2 separate regions of the Homo sapiens genome follow, and region 2 is linked to region 1. A link is an interaction called in ENCODE POLR2A ChIA-PET data of the cell type or tissue named here. Cell type or tissue: PC-9. All regions are shown on one strand. Links, peaks and the distances in the headings refer to the core of each region. The heading gives the core; the rest is flanking DNA.

Region 1 (8,331 bases), core at 214-8,213:
TTCTTTGCACTAACAAGCAGTGCCTCCACAAACAATGAGTTGAGGGGAAAGACTCAAAAGAGGCCGATACAATGCTGTTTGGGATGTTTCTCCCTTTGGCTGGCCTCAGGGGACTGGGCCCGTCATGTAATCACTGGAGATTTAGGGCCTAATTAAACTCTGGCATTGGGCCAGCATGCTGGTGGCCCCTTGAGTTTCCCATGTCCACCCATGTCTAGGGTATTAAACTCTAGACTGGGAGTGTGTACTGCTTAACTGATCCCACAGGAGCCAGCCCTCATTATCCAACAGGCTGGGTATTGGCAGCCCACAGGGCTCGGCATTGGCAGGTGCAGTCCTGGGGAGGACTGCATGCCTTTAGGTTAACGGTCCCTACATCAGCACCCGCTGGGGCCACAGTAGAGGGCTTTGTGGATCACCTCTGCCATTGGGACCCCTGGCATTTCCTTCCTTTCATGGCCTGATAAAACCCAAGCTCTGAGAGTTAGCAAACTGATACCCTTTAATCATGCCTTATATTTATAAAGGCCTTTGTCCAGAGAACTCCAAGTGCTCAAAAATGTCAATTAATTCACTCTCCCAGCCTCCTTTAGGGAAAAGCTGGTGGCAGGTGTCATCATCATCACCAGAGGTGGCCAAATCATCTTCTTAGTGGGCTGTCCTGGATATTCTTTGTGTTTAAAGAGCATTTTGCTTCTGAGCACATGGTTGGGTTTTGCACAGCCTGAAGCATAAGAATTGAGGTATTTCCTTACTTTACAGCTCTAGAGAATTCTTGTGTGTGGGTACCCGTGAAACACAAACTGAGTGCATGCTTTCTTGAGTTTGGAAATTTTGTTATTGTTTGGTCTCAGCATTTGCTGGTAGTAAATAAGTAAGCAGAAGTAAGCTGCTTAAGTTCCCATGTAGTCCAAGACAGAGCAGACAAAAGACCTGATCCCCAAGCCCCACACCTGGCCCCAAGATCCCTCTGGGATTATCTTGCGGCCACTCTCTGAAGCCTTGGACCCTGTAGTTGATCTCATAGCCACGTCTCACCAGTAACTTTTTTTTTGGTGGGGGGGTGGGTCCTGGCAAGAGATGGGTGATGTAGGAATGGCCTAGCTGCAGAAGGAGGACAGCCAGGTAGGACATCTGCCTGGCTCACCTCCTTCCTGGCCACAGACTAGCTTTGTGACCTTGGTTGGCAGCGTCATTTTCATGTCGGCTATAGTTTCCATGCCTATAAACAGAATGATGATACCTGCCACCAACTTTTCCCTAAAGGGGGCTGGGAGAGTGCATTAATTAATGTTTTTGAGCACTTGGAGTTCTTTGGAGAAAGGCCTTTATAAATATAAGGCATGATTAAAGGATATCAGTTTGCTAACTCTCAGAGGAAGTACTTAATGGGATCAGGCCTGCATATGTTGATGACTGAGTTTCATTCTTCATTCAGATCTGCACAGGGCTCCCATCACTCAGCTCTGCCGCCATTCATGTAGTATTCTTCTGTTCTTTCATTTCTATATACTCATAGTAGGGGGCCCACAAATGCTGCCCTCCACATGCAGGCCCACTACCTCCCCTCCCTCTTGTCAAACCCAATGGCTTTTCCTCACTCTGCATTTTCCTTGTCCTTTCTGGAACATGACACTGGTCACTACCCCTCCTCACCCTTGAAAGTCTTATTCTGTCATTCCCACAAGCCCAACAGGTCTAAACTGAAGTCATCATTGACCCCAAACCAATTCCCATCATTACTGCCCTATTTCTCTTCACCATTCTCATGGGCCTGGATTCCAGGTCTTCCTCTCCACTGCCACCCCCTCTGTGCAAGCCTTATTGTCCCAACCTGCTTGGTCCTTTGAAAAGCCCATCCCTGGGCAGAAATGGGATGTGTATGTCCCTAAACTGCCCCCAAAGACCTCTCTGCACTGTATTTGACCTCTGGCCCTCCTGTTCCCTAACTGGCCTTGGTCTCCTGCTCCCTTCCGTGGGCCGCTCCAGCTCTTCCCACCATGTGACCTGCCTTCCTGCTTGTCCACCTTCCTGTCTGGTCCCCAGACTCAGTTTCTACTCTCCCTCCCAGCAAGCTGGGACACACAAACATAGACATATGTTATGTTCACACAAACATAGACATATGTTCACATACCCCTCCCAGCATCCTGACTGGCCCAGCTGACCTCCCTCACCCACTCTGAATAACCAGCTCTCCCTCCTCCTGCCTTTGTCCAGTCCCATCTCTATTACTCAGGGCTCTCCAGAGAAACAGAACCAACAGGGTTGGATGCGGATAGATGGGTGGGTGGGTGGATGGATGATGGATGGATGGATAGCTAGATAGATAGCTAGCTAGATAGATAGATAGATAGATAGATAATACATGATAGGTTGATATTAGATGATAGAAAAGCAAATAGAGTTTAAGAAATTGGTTTATGCAATTGTGGAGGCTGGCAAATCTGAAATCTGACCTCAGTCTCTTCTCTTAAGGCCTTTGACTGATTGGACAAGGCCCACCCACGTTGCGGAAGGTAATTTGATTACTCAAAGTCTACTGATGGAAATGTTAATGTCATCTAAAGAATACCTTCACAGCAACACCTAGCCTAATATTTGACGAGATATCCGGGTACTATGACCTAGGCAAGTCAACACATAACATTACCCATCATGCTTTTCATCTGGTCAGCAGTGCTCGTATAAATCTCCTGAAACATTGCTCTCACCACAATGCTTCCCTGCTCCAAAACCTAAACACCCATATGCCTGACATGCAATAGGGACAGGTACATATTTGTTGAGTGAATAAATAATGAGGAGCCTTTGGGATGGGCTACACTCTGCTCAATGCAGCAAACCATTTTGAGGGCCTAATGTCTGGAGCTGAGGATATGACTATCAAAGCTGCCCTTACGTGTTCCTCTCCTCTCCCTCTAGTGTCTCAAGGCCAGAGTCCGAACCTCAGACATCTCTAATCCCCCATAGTACCCAATGGAGTGCCTTATATGGATTAGGCCCTCAATCACTTGTGGGTTAATTTTATTCTCTTTATTGATCCCTATATCAAATTTACCTGAAATATTATAGGTTTTTAGGGCGTCACTTATGAAATCATAAACTGTAGTGCCAAATCTGCTTCCACTTTTGTTTTTAAGGCACACATGCAAAGAGCTATTTCCACAATCAGGAAGGGTGGAAATAGCTCAGAACACTGACAGTGGTCTGTAGGGATGGGTGGCTTCTATGGGATTTTTTATACTTTTCTGTGTCTTCCAAATTGTCCTCTGTGACCACGTGTTGCTTTTACAACCATAAAACATGTTATCTGTTTTTTTCATTTATCTTTTCGATTTGGGGGTCTGTTCTCAGCTCTTTTTTGGGGTCCCCATCATGCCTCCTGGCTTCCTTTTGAAAATAAGGCAACCCGAGACTTCCTTGTAAAAGTCTGTGAGGTCATAAAAGGCCAAGTTAACTGCAAATGGTTGTTCTGTTTTAATTCTGTTGAAGTGTCAGGTAACATGGACTTATAATAAAAGCACTTGGGGAGTTAATGATTACTGCTGTTGTCAAGCTGTCCCAAAGACAGAGAGGGAGCCTGCACACGCCGCGTCTCGCCTTGGGCCGCTCCTTCAGTGTATCCAGCCCTGCGGCCGCGCTGGCCCCCTGTCCGCATGCTGTCAGGCTACCTCCGTGCCAGACGACCAACACCCAGCCACAGTGGAAATGACTGTTCCTTCAACTTTCTTCAGCCCCTGCCTGCTGGGGTCTCCGGAGGGAAGCGTTCACTCTAGCCCAAATGAAACAGAGCTCCAGAAAAACCACAGTGGAGGCCACAGCGGCCTCAGGCCCTGAACTTTGTATTTCTTAGCCCGCCAGGATTGCTGGCTGCTGGGTGTCATGTAACTCCCAAAAATGTGAAGGGAAAACCAAAGAGCCTGAGAAGCGCAGACGTCTCCTGGCTGGGGAGTCCGTCTAGAAAGTCGCCTTTCATGGTGAGGCCAGGTGCACGCGAGAGTGGCTGGAGAAGGTGGGGTGAGCCCAGAACAGGGAGGCCCGGCCCACTCCCAGGCTGAAACTCCGAGAAACTCCCCCTGCACAAGGCCACGCCAATGAAGTCCCCTTCCTTCTGGAAAGGGTCCTACACAAATTGCTAGGGTTTCCAGTGTGATATTTGACAAGTGCAAAGGGCTGGAAATATTCTAGAGATTTTTCAGCTTCGTACAATTATCGGTGGCCACTGAGCCCATCTCACCTCCTGTGGTGTCCCGCCAGTGGCTGCACCAGCCAGGCGGGGCTGCCTTTTGTCCCTGATCCTGTCAGCCCTCCAGTAAAGTGTGCTTAACCAGGTGCCCCAGGAGAGCAGGGGGCCAGCTCCATGTCCTCATGGGTGTGCAGCCCCTCAGCCCTTCCTCGGCCCTGCCCATTAACAGCTGTGACCGCAGAAAATGCCCCAGCGGCAGCGCCATGGTCCCCAGGGCTGCCCTCCTGCCTCCCTCTAAGTCATCGAAGGTCAAGGTTGGAGAAATCTTAGTGCCCATGGGCCCTCCTCCTCACTGAGGAGCAGAGCACTGGCTCAGGCTCACTGAGGACAGGGCCACGCTGCTCTGGTCTCATGTACTTTTGTATTCTGGGAGCCTAGCACTCAGGGCTCCCTGAGTGAGTGAATGAATGAGTGAGTGAACTAGCTCCTGTGTTCTCGTCTTTTCTTCGGAGAGTGACACTTTGGACAGGTCATGTTTACTCCATCCCCTCAGCTTTTCAGTAAAACGAGCCCACCAGTGTTCATTTCCTTCATATAACTGCTGGCATCAAGCCAGCAACCTTGTGGCTCCTCAGACGCCCACCGGTGTGGCCCAGGCGGTGCTGCAGCCTCCCTCGCTCCAGCCCTCAAGGGAGGCCTCACTGACATCAGCCTCTGCATTAGTTTCTTATAAGGCTGACTTGGTCAAGTTTTACTTAAAATAACAGAAATGCACTCTTTCACATTTCTGGATCCGAGAAGTCCAAAATCAAGGTGTCACAGCAGGGCGGGTTCCTTCTCGATGCACTGAGGGAGAGCCTGTGTTATATGTAAAATATTTGTTTAGAAACAGAATGCTCGTTCCCTGGTGCTGCAAAGAAATAGCACTCAAACATAAATTTAATTCTCTCAGCAAGGCCATTTTTACTTTCTGCAGAAAGGGTGCTCATCGCAGATGGAACAATGGTGAGAGTACACTCGAACAAAGGAGGGAATCAATTTTTATTCCTTACACAGTTTGTCCCTGCTACTGTGTCTTGTCTCCATTGGCTGGAGCCAGACATGACAATCTAAACTAAAACCCGACTGGCTAACAGTTTAACAAGAAGGGAAACTTTGGAGAGGAACTTTTACTTTCTACAGCCTGTCCCAGGCCTCCTCTAGCCCCTGGTGTGCTTGGGCGTGCACCTCCATCTGCACATGTGCTCTCTCTCTCTTCTCATAAGGACAGTAGTCAGATTGGACGAAGGGCCTACCCCACTCCTGTGTCTTAACTAATTACATCTACAGCGACCCTATTTCCAAATAAGGTCACGTTCTGAGGCTCTGGAAAGGACATGAATTTGGGGGGACACTATCCAACACAGTACAGCCTTCCTGCCCCCCTGCAAAGTTTCGTCTTGCTCTCCACCCGCCCCTAACCTCTGCACCCTTTCTTTAGCTGGGGGTGGGCTTCTGGAATGCAGTCTCATTCGCCCACTAGTCTAAGTGTGGTTGGTAGGTAGAGGGTAGGGGACACGCTGTCTGTGCCACCGTTTCCCGCCAGGGACATAGACACTCTCAGGATCCCTGAACTCTGAAGTCTAAACTGTCAGTCAGCGTCCCCAGCGGAAGCTGCACTTGAGAATCACCCGGGAGCTTTTAAAACACAGTGTGCCCTAACCACACTCCCAGGAACTCTGGTGCACTTGGGCCGGGTGGGACTCTGGCATGAGTATTGTTTGAAAGTTCATCAGGTGATTCTAAGGTGCAGCCTAGGACCGGAACAACTGTGTAAGATGCTGTGAAAACAGCTCCATCTCACCTTCACCAGGAATATGAGCAGCTCACTGCCTAGTGAGGCTCGAATACCCATTAGGAAGAGCCAAGCCAGGCTTCTTAGGGTGGGTTCCCTGGCAACACTTCCCAAACTCTCCCACCAAGCTCCCAGGAGGCAGGAGGGAGCAAACACATACTCTGCAGAACCGGAAACAGATGGCAGCAAGCACCACGTGTCCTTGAAGTTTTCTGGTTTTGCTTTTAAAATTGGAATTTTTGCATCTTCTTCTACAATATCACCATCTTGTTTTACAACCTAAAAAAAGATTTCATTATGTTGACTTTTTTTCCTCCAAAAATATCTGAGTGTAGAAATGAGGCTCTGGAAAGGTATGCCATGTTTAAACTGTGGTTTTGTATGGTCCTTGACACACCATTGGGTTCCCTGGGGTTCCTGACTTTGAAAAACCCAGCCACAAAGAGTTAAAGAGGGTGGGAGCCAATCTGTTTAACCTTTGGAAGGAATCGCATCTTAGACGAAAACCTAGGCACAGAGAAGTTAAGCAGCTCATTCAAGATGACACAGTTTGTTATTAACTGAGTCGGAACTGTACCTCAGGACCCACCTTTCCCACTGCATTGATCTGGGGCAACTGCTAATTTGCTGTGTGACCTTGTCTAGTTCTCTTTACTTCTCTGTGTCAGTTTTCCTACGCATAAGATGATGATAACATCTGATCCACCCAACTTCTTCAGTAGTTGAGGAGGCTCAGGTGTGTAGAGGCATGTTGAAATTAGGGAGTGTCACATGTAAACTGTGGCATGTCATGTGTAAATTATGGAGTGTCATATGTAAATTATAAAGTGTCACATGTAAAAACAAGGCGCCGTAATTTAAGTCCAGCCTCACACTTCTAGGTGAGGCACAGTGATTGCAGCAAGAGTGACTTTTCCAGGGTCATGCGGGCGGGCCACTGAGGGAAACACAGTGTAGTGCACCCAGCCCCTCTGAGCCCGTGCAGAGGCTTAAGGGAGCTCCAGTGTTCCAGTTCCAGGGAAGGCTGAGGCTGGGAGCTCATGCCAGCACTTCTGTTTGCTCTCCATTGGTCCCAGCTTTTATCTGCCCAGTACCAGTTTGAAAACAACCTTCTTGTCCCAATCCTGAGAGTATCCTTTCGAAAGAGTAAGTCATGGAAAAATGCGTGGCAAACAACAACAATGCCAGCACCTTCTTTCTCCTTTCACAAGGCCACAGAGACCCTCCCCCACAGCCCATCTCTTCCAGAGGAAGTCTGCGGCCAGCCCTGCTCCAGACCCCTCCCTTGCCAGCCCAGGCCCGTGAGGCTCCTCAGCCCACGTCCGCCCTTTTCTGTTTACACTGGGAGATGAGCTTCTGCCGAGCTTAAGTGCAGTTCTGGCCCTTTTGTTTGTTTTTAAGTCAAGTTACAACTTTGCTCCTGGATTTATTGCAAATTCCATTTATCTTCTTCTTCCCGGGGTCTCTGCACAAAGCCTTTGTGTCTTCCTCTTCTGCTGTGGACAGATACCATGGGGCACCAGGAAAGGACGGGGAGCACACAGCCCCGGGGAGGCGCACTCTAAGGAGGGCCAAAGCCATTCTGCGGGGTGCTGGGGAGGAAGACAGGGGCTGGCAATGTAGGAGGAGGGGCTGTCGATTACCCGGGAGGACAGGCCCGGCCCTACATCGTGCCCCTTCTCACACAGGCCTCCAGAGGAAAGAAGAGCCAGGCCGAAAGGCAAAGAAATCCCAGACCTCAGGGGAAGGAATCAAGAAAAGAAGGTTCTGGTTTGAGTGGAAGGAGCCCGTGGCACTTTCTAGCCAGGGGTGGTATGAGGCCAAAGGTTCTGAGAGGCCTGAGAAAGGACACCTAGGTCTGCTGAGGGCGGTAGGCCTGAGGGTTGGGCACAGCGCGTGCCATGAGAGACCACCCCAGGTGCAGCTGGGCACCAGCACAGTCTCTCAGCTTCCCTGCCCTTCTCTTAGGCCTCCCCAACCCTCTCCAAACACCACATTTCCAGAAACTGCTGATGAAGAGCAAACAACTCCAAACTGAAGCTCACCAGGGAGAGAAAGAGAATCAAACTGAGCTGAACAAATTGCGAGTGGGGCGTCCAGCTGTGCTGTTGGCTTGTCTCTCTAAGAGGGGAAGTGCTGAGGGCCTGTCCCCCACCACCACCCCGAGTCCTTCCCTAGTGAGAGTTCCCTGGCTTGGGAGCACGCAGGAGATGCTCGGCTTCAGAGGGGCCTTGCTTGAGCGTGGTGAGGAAGTCCCGGGGCTGTGAAAGAGGAAATGCTGGACTCTCCCTGCCTAAGGGCCTGACCT
Region 2 (8,331 bases), core at 190-8,189, 87 kb before region 1:
GTGATAAATGCCTTGAGAAAGGAAGCAGGTTAAGAGATGGCAGTGAGGGGTGCACTATTTTACACACAGTGGGGTCAGGAAGACCTCTCTGAAGAGGTGACATTTGAGCAGAGATTGGATGAAGAGAGAGTAAGCAATGTTCAATCCAGAAAGAACATTTCAAGCAGAAGGAATAGCAAGTGCAAAGGCCTGGAATAGGAACAAGTGTGATGTGTTTGGGGAACAGTAAGGAAGCCAGAGACTGGAGTAGAGTGAAAAAAGGGGACAACTGTGATACATTAGGTCAGAGCAGTGGGCAGGGGCCAGCCATGGAAGTGGTGACTTTGGGTTTTGTTCTGAGCTTCACAGGATGTCCTTGGAGGTTTTGGAGGAGAGTGATGCAGCAAAGATGAACATTCAGAGGCTATAGAGAGGCTCATGGAACAACAATGGGCCAGCTTGGGTTAAACACTGGCATTCAGACACATGGCAATGGTAGCTGCACCTCATGGGTGGTGCTTCCAGTGGGAACTGTTGAGAGCTACATGTTTCGACAGGGTGAGGCTGGGCCTGGGAGCTCACTACCTCTACCAATTAGTGTTAAGCCCAGAAAAAGGAAATGCTGCAGTTTAAATTGTAGGGTTGGAACCTGTGAGTCATATAAGCCCCAGCCAAATGGGCCATGGTGGGCTCTGGGAAGTTACTGGTGCAGGGTCTGAAGCCCCCAGCTGGGCTGTTTGGCCACCCATGGGGGCTTCCAGACACATTCGGAAGAAGCAGACTCAAATACAGACCCCACCTTTGGGGTCTGGCTTTATTTTTGGCTGACTGTATACTGTCTGGTCAGTTTCCTTCCCAGTGTCTTTTACTTTGGAAAAGGCAGGCCACCTCACAGGGGAGCAGAGAGAAAGGGGGAAACACATGGATTTGGGGCTCAATCAGCCCCACAACACAACCCTCACCTCATCACTTCGCTGGCTTTTGGAAAAGCTACTGAACCTCCCAGAGCTGCCAGCCACATGTGGCTGTTCACATTTAAATCAATTTAAGTGAAATAAAATTTTAAAATTTTGTTCCTCAGTTTCACTTACCACATTTCAAGGGCTGAATAGCAACATGGGGCTTGTGGCTATCTATTGGACGTGAGATGTAGAAGATTTCCCTTATGGCAGGAAGCTCTGTTGAACAGTTTCATTTCTTTAAAAAGGAAGCAATCCACGAGAACTGAACAAGTTAACACACACAAAGCACAAGGTGTTTGCCTGTCTCACTACAGGTGCTCAGCAAACGGTGGTCACTGTGATTGATCATGTGAATCTCCATCCTCGCTCTGCTACTGACTAGCTATGTGGCAAGTCATTCAACGTCTCTGAGCCTCTGTTTTCTGATATGTAAAATGGGAATAAAAATTACCGCGGAGCACATTTCCACAGCATAACATGATCCTTTTTTTCTTAGTTCTCTCTGGACCCATGAGAACTTCCTTACCAACCCTCAGCTGACCTATCTAGACCAGAGCTTGGAAACTCCAGTCTTGCAGCACTTAGCAGGAAGCAGGACCTACTGTGGCCCAATAATGCAGTCTGGAGATTTTGGCCATTTTGAAGGGTTTGACCATGGCTAGTGGTATGGAGTTCCAATGAAACAAGTGGACAAATCTGATCAAGAAAAATAATCATTTGACTCAAATCAGATATTTACCCTGCTCTGACGCTCTGAAAGACATCATGCCTTGGGTTCCCCAGCTCCAGGCCCCGGCTTCCCTGGCTAAAAGTTCCTCCTGTGGGCGCGGCTCTCAGAGAGGGGCTCCCAGGCAGCCCTTCTAGTATCTCAGCCTCGAATCAGTCTTCCATTTTCCACTTGGGGTTTTTGTTGTTGCTTAAACGTTTATTAACTGCAGGCATTTGGCGGGTGGAAGTTGGGATTTGCCTGGGGCTGGAAGGAAGTTATTTGCCAGGCCAGGATAAGGTGTGGTTTCAGAGTTGAAACTGGAATCCCCTTCACCTGCTTAATGCATTTCAGGGGAGATTTGTTTTCAACTCCCAAATTACCTGCTAGGAATTCTAGACCTGAGATCCTATCTCACTGGCTGTTTTCTTTCATTTCCGATAAGAAATACAAAGAAAAAAGAGTGAAAGGCTCAAACACGACATTCTTGCACTCTCTTAAATAAAATTACATACAGTGAGTGATTTTCTTCCCTGTCTTCTACAAAGCAGGTAATGGGAGGGCCTGACCTAGCCCAGAAAACCTCTGCTCCTGGGGAGGTGTGCCTGGGAGCTGCAGAGAGCAGGTGATACTAAAGATATTTCTTATGTGCTTGTTGGCCATTTGTGTATCTTATTGGAATATAATTTATTTTCAAATATTAATTTTATGTCCAGCAATCTTACTAACCTTTCCTTTAGTTTAATAATTTATTTTTAATTTTGGGGGTATTTTCTATGTACAAATCATACAAAGGTTATGGGGAGTGTTAAAACTCATAAGGGAGTCTCCAGTAATCTCAAGTTCAGAAGAAACAGAGCTAGAAGGACCTGTGTCCAAGCTTGTGGAGGGTAAGTGAGCAAGAAGTTGCCTAAATGATGGTCTAACTATGAGCAACGGGACAAAGATAGACAGCAAAGACATTTCAGACATATGGACCAATAATTTCTTTTCTTCCTTTCTTCTTCTTCTTCTTTTTTTTTTTTTTTTTTTTAGAGAGATAGGGTCTCCCTCTGTCATCCAGGCTGGAGTGCAGTGGTGCAATCACAATTCACTGTAGCCTCAACCTCCTGGGATTAAGTGATCTTTCAGCCTCAGTCTCTCAAGTTGCTAGGACTACAGGTGTGCACCACCATTCCTGGCTTTTTTTTTTTTCTTTTAGAGATGGGGTCTCGCTATGTTGCCCAGGCTTGTTTTAAACTCCTGGCCTCAAATGATCATCTCACCTCAGCCTCCCAAAGTGATGGGATTACAGGTATGAGCCACCCAGGTGAACCAATTTCTTTCTTTCTTTCTTTCTTTTCTTTTCTTTTTTTTTTTTTTTTTGAGACAGAGTCTCACTCTGTCGCCCAGGCTGGAGTGCTGGAGTGCAGTGGCATGATCTCGGCTCACTGCAAGCTCTGCCTCCCAGGTTCATGCCATTCTCCTGCCTCAGCCTCCCGAGTAGCTGGGACCACAGGCACCCACCACCATGCCCGGGTAATTTTTTGTATTTTTAGTAGAGACGGGGTTTCACCATGTTAGCCAGGATGGTCTCGATCTCCTGACCTTGTGGTCCGCCCACCTCGGCCTCCCAAAGTGCTAGGATTACGGGCGTGAGCCACCACGCCCTGCCCGGAAGCTGGACCCATTTCTTTAGGCTGGCAACTCAAGTGATTATTGTTGTTTTAAGCCACTAGGTTTTAGGATACTTTGCTATACAGCAATAGATAATTAAATAATTTACCATATTAAAAACTAAAACCAAAAATAATATTTGTTCATTTAATATTTATTCATTGTTAATGAATAAATTAACATTTAGTAATTTATTAAAATGCATATATTCATTAATCCATTTAAACGTTAAAAATAACATTTTATTATAAAAATAACTTTTTTAAAAAATCCAAGTGAGAAGAGTGACAGTGTTTTACATTTTTGCAAATCTCTTGACTGTCCGGCTTAATAGAAGACAGCTGGATTCTCATATCGGCTTCTGCATTCAATCAGCTGTGATAATGTTGTTTTGGATAAAGTATGCGAAGGAAACCCAGCCTCACGTAGTTATTTTGTTGGAAAAGGGAGGAATATTTTAATAGTCTTTTCAGATAATTGTGAATATTCTTCTTTGACATTATACCAAAACTCAACCAATAGTAGATTACTAAGGTTAGTTGCAATGTGGAATCTGAAACTATATCAATGAACTTTTTGTGCTCAGTTATGTTAAAATTCAGTTATCTGGCTTGTACTCTGAATAGATCTTTTGCTCATGCATGATTTTGAAATAATATGCATGGGTCATTTGGAAAATATTGCTTCACTAAGTCATGCAGATTTTTCAAATTTGATATATTTCTTGATGAAAACTAAAAGTTCTTATTTGTTAATATCACTGATCTCATCAAAAACCTCTGTAAGTGTTGGGAAGGTGTTAAGTTCACTATGGCAGATACAGGTTTCTAAAAATTCTAATTTTTGCTTTATACTTCTATTTTGGCAGAAAATACTGTTAATTATTGTCTTTCTTGAAGTGATGAGCTCAGTTTGTTCATTTTTGAGAAAATGCCTGTCAAATAACCAAATCTGAATAACTATGGTTATTTGGTCCTTTTGAGTAAACATTGTGTTCCATGAAAGTGACTAGTGCAGATCACAACTCAGGACACTCACACAAGTGCTTTTCCTCCAGATGACCATCATACTTCAGGATGCACCAGAAATGCTTGATACTTTGTTTCCAAGTCATCACACAAAGAAAAGAAAGGGAAGGGAAGGGAAGGAAAGGAAAGGGAAGGGGAAGGGGAAGGGAGGCAGAGAGGGGAGAGGAGGGGAGGAGAGAAAAAGTACCTTTTGGGCAAGGTTTTATAAAATTAATAATTTTTACTGTCTAATTTAGGACATTCTTTGGTGAAACTGGCATTTATTCCCCCTGTAAGTTTGTAGCAGTGAAGAATGCCGTGACTGCCAGCATAGTCTAGCACCAGCAATTTTACCCAGATGTCAACACAGTGAAGAAGGCAAATAACATCTTGGTATTATTATGAAATATTATCAAAATTATGAAAATAATTTTGAGCTTGCAGACACCCTGATAGGGTCTCAGGGATCCCAGGGGACTGCAGACCTCACTTGGAGAATCAGTGCTTTAGGGAGATGGCTGTCATTCTGCTACTTGTAGCATTTACAGGTAAATGTGCTACATGCTAAGACGTATATGTACCAGGTCTTTGTGCAAAATTGTAATCACCACCATTTATTGCATAAACTAGAAAACATATCATTAGGTATCAGCTTATTCTTGTAGATGGACTAGATATGAGAAAGGCGTTTTATTTAAGGGAGATATTTTTATGCTTTTATTTGTCCCACTTGTCAAAGGTATATGGATATTGGTGAGGAAGCTAGGCTCTAAGCCATTTCTGAAACTATCAGTGTTGAATAAATAAGGTACATAAGGAAGCTAACACTTGCACCCCTTCCTTTGTAACTCTTCTACCGCCTTGATCTAGTGAGCCCTGAAAGCTCAGTGGGCTGAGGAAAACATCCTTTTTAGAGTAGCAGGGTGCCCTCAACTCCAGTCTAGAAGTGGGCAAAGTTCTCACGTTGGCAGTACCTGCAGTGTGGGACAAGAGAAGCAGCTGGCCCAGAAGGCAGCGTTTGTTCAAATGGTCATGGCACCTGTGAGCATTGTATTGCCGTGGAAGAGCTCAAGTCATTGCCTCTGCTAAAGTGCCTCTGAATTCCTACACAGTGAACTTAGAGCACAACAGGGCGGGAACATGGTTGTTTTCCATTCTTGTTCAGCTAGGCTTACACATCCTCTCACTCCCAAAAGGCAGAGTAGGCTTGCACCCCACACCTGACTGGGCTCAGCTCTTTGGCAAGTGATTGCGTAGCTGTTCTGCCTGTGACTGCAGGCCCCGGTCTGCAGGCGGGAAACAACAGGCAGTTGTGTCCTGAGCCCTGGGAACTGGAGATCTTTCCACATCTGTTCGCCTAGTCGGGGGGCGGGAGGAAATCACCAGAACCTTCAAACATGGGGCCAGAGCAGGGAGACAAAGGGGAAGCCTTAAGCCGATGGTGACCCCAGGTCATATGAGCCCCCCCCCCAGGCCTCCCCCATCCACTTTCATCCCCTCAGGTCCCCGACACTCAGCCTTTTCATCCTTCTCCAGGTCAGCAGGATCAGGTTAATGTGACTTGACCAGAAAGCTTATCAAATGAAGGCAGAGACAGGTGTTTGAAACCCCTTCCCTGCTGAAAGCTGGGTTGAACAAGGTTAGCAGCGTAGCTGAGGCCAACATCCTACACTAATTGCATTTTCTTTCTTGGAGCTCCTTCTCTTCCCCTTCTTTGTTCTCTGGCTTGGAACCCCTCAAGGTCTCCGAGAGCCAGTAACCAAAACAAACCATTCAAAAAACGAAGGATTTAGGGAAAAAAAATTAGGGGATGTGACATTCTGGACCAAACAGTGGCCCTTCTATGCCAGAGCCTAGGAACCAGCATTTGGAGGCATCCGGCCACTTCCACCCAGTGGGCATGCTGAAATCAGTTACTATGGGCTTATCAGAACTGATTGCACAAACCTTTTCCCAACTTCACAATCATGATGTCATATTTGTAGCTTGAGTTGACCAAGGTGGGAATATTTATACCACAGAAATCAGCAAGCTACAAACCAGGCTTTTCCACCTCCAGAGCCAGTTGTTAAACATTTACCGGCACACCAGTGCCTCCACTGTGGCTATTGTCACTCAAAGTATGATTCTCAGACCAATTACATAGGAATTTCCTAGAGATCAGAAATGAGGTGGGGCAGGAGGGTTGTTATTTAACATGCAGATTTCCTGGCCAACCTGAATTAACTGAATCAGATTCTCTGGAGGTAGAGCCTGGGGAAATGCTTTTTAGCAAGTCCCTGAGGTTATTAATAAATTCAATAAAGTTTGAGACTTCAGCCTTAGGGAATAGGAGAAAAGAGTGGGCGTGCATCTGACTCTTGGCATCTGGAAGGAACAGCTGGCTTCAGTCCCAGTTGGCCTAAGAATGGACAGCTGTTTTCTCTCGAGATAGAAACTTCATGACAGGAAAAGAGGTGGGAATTTTGGGGTCTCAGCTACCCACTGACAACACGACTGGTTCTGCCTTGGATCTCAGGATGAATCCATTTTCCAACTTGAGACTTTGACCCAAGACAGCATGAGCAAATGCCCAGATGTATGTAGAACGTGGAGAAAGTCACCGTCATTTGCACCATTGGTGGGACCAGTGGAGCCCAGGGAAAGCCCAGAGTCAGTTTTCTGTATTAGATTGCCCAGGACAGCATTTTTCTTTCAGATTTGTCTAGACATTTTCAGGATCTTTCCCAATCAGGCATGATTTTGTAAAGCAAAGACCTTGTTGACTTCATCCCACTGAGCTGGAAGAGAAGGTCTTCTAAGGCAGAAAGAAAAAGAGAAAAAAAGGAGAAGAGAGAACGTTTCTTTGCCTAGATGTAAAACAGAAAGTTCATAAGGAGCTTAACTCTGCTTTCGCCTTGTTTTGCACCTGCCTGAGGGAGTGGTTTAGACGGGGACAAGTAGTGTGAAAACAGAGCTAGTTAGTAAATGCAAGAGCTGGGGTTTGGACCCCAATTTTTACAGCCAAAACAAAACAAACAAACAAACAAACAAAGACCAATGCACTTTCCTCCTAAGCACAATGCAGTATTTTTTCCACATGCAGTTGGAACCCAGAGGAATCCTTAATGGGCAACTGGGGTAGTGACATAGGACATATATGCTCAAAGTACTGTGAATTCCTAAACCATCAGAGCCCCCATACCCTGGTGCAAATTCCAAAACATAATCCAAAGCCACATGTAAAACTTATGGGATTATAGGCAAGTAAATTATGAACTATTAGATTACTGGCTATTAGATTATCCACTGGAATGGATAACTGAGAGTCAACCATATTGATACATATCATTTAGGCACTCCCCATATTAGACAGTTAAGCTTGTAGCTGTTTGCTAAGTTCATGATCATGTGATCATTTCCTATACATTTGTTCTAACTGTTCAGGGCTTTAATTAAACATATAACTTCATCAAATAGGAGGAGGAAGAAACCAAATAGCTCCTCAGGAAAACAAGATATGAGCTCATATGTATTTTTTGCCAGGTTTCATGGCCTTTCTTTGTGCCCAGAAACTCTTCCTCACCCTAGGACCCATCTTCACTTTAATACTATCCATTCAACAAATACATAGTGAGGACCTACTGTGTGCCAGTTAGGGTGTGGGGAAGAACAGGAGACAAACCACCTGGTCTCATTCTCATGAATTTTACAGTCTATTGGGAAACAGGTATTACACAAGTCAATATGAAAATAAGTAAGTGATTATACATTGTCCTAAGGGCTGTGAAAGAAAAGTACAAGGTACAAAGAGAAACGTCAATAGTCCTGAAAGGTTGACTGCATCAAGAACATGTCCATGGAGACCAGGCTGATGGAGTTTTTGTTTGGATTGTTTTGGGTGGCAGGGGGTAGGGGTAAGGGCACATGGAGCGTTTTGTTTGAGGTACTTGAAAGGGAGATGTCAAGTAGGCAACTGAATATCCAAATCAAGAGAGTCTGTAGTGGAGTGGTGACTCAAGCCCGCACCTGGATGAGGTCA

The links. Peaks named below come from ENCODE experiments on the same cell type or tissue, not always from the same donor. Only the 100,000 strongest peaks of a DNase experiment are listed, where the experiment ranks them.
Region 2: POLR2A ChIA-PET joins it to region 1 with 10 read pairs; 6 of 35 experiments call an interaction of 5 or more read pairs at or near these places.

Annotation. Positions count from the first base shown.
Region 1 is chr14:68,600,185-68,608,515 of GRCh38, forward strand. It overlaps LOC107984016 (a long non-coding RNA gene), which reads right to left. Exons shown (of 3, transcript XR_943973.3): 3 at 5,216-6,302. It also overlaps a transcript of RAD51B not described here. Among named protein-coding and RNA genes, the nearest start is that of RAD51B-AS1, 81 kb to the right of the region's middle. RefSeq lists enhancers at 185-354, 6,851-7,497. In PC-9, for the core only: no CTCF peak of the experiment used is centred there; no DNase peak of the experiment used is centred there; H3K27ac peaks cover 824 bases.
Region 2 is chr14:68,512,784-68,521,114 of GRCh38, forward strand. It overlaps LOC124903334 (a long non-coding RNA gene), which reads right to left. Exons shown (of 3, transcript XR_007064223.1): 3 at 3,524-8,331. It also overlaps a transcript of RAD51B not described here. Among named protein-coding and RNA genes, the nearest start is that of RAD51B-AS1, 170 kb to the right of the region's middle. In PC-9, for the core only: no CTCF peak of the experiment used is centred there; a DNase peak (open chromatin) is centred at 1,978; H3K4me3 peaks cover 673 bases; H3K27ac peaks cover 5,461 bases.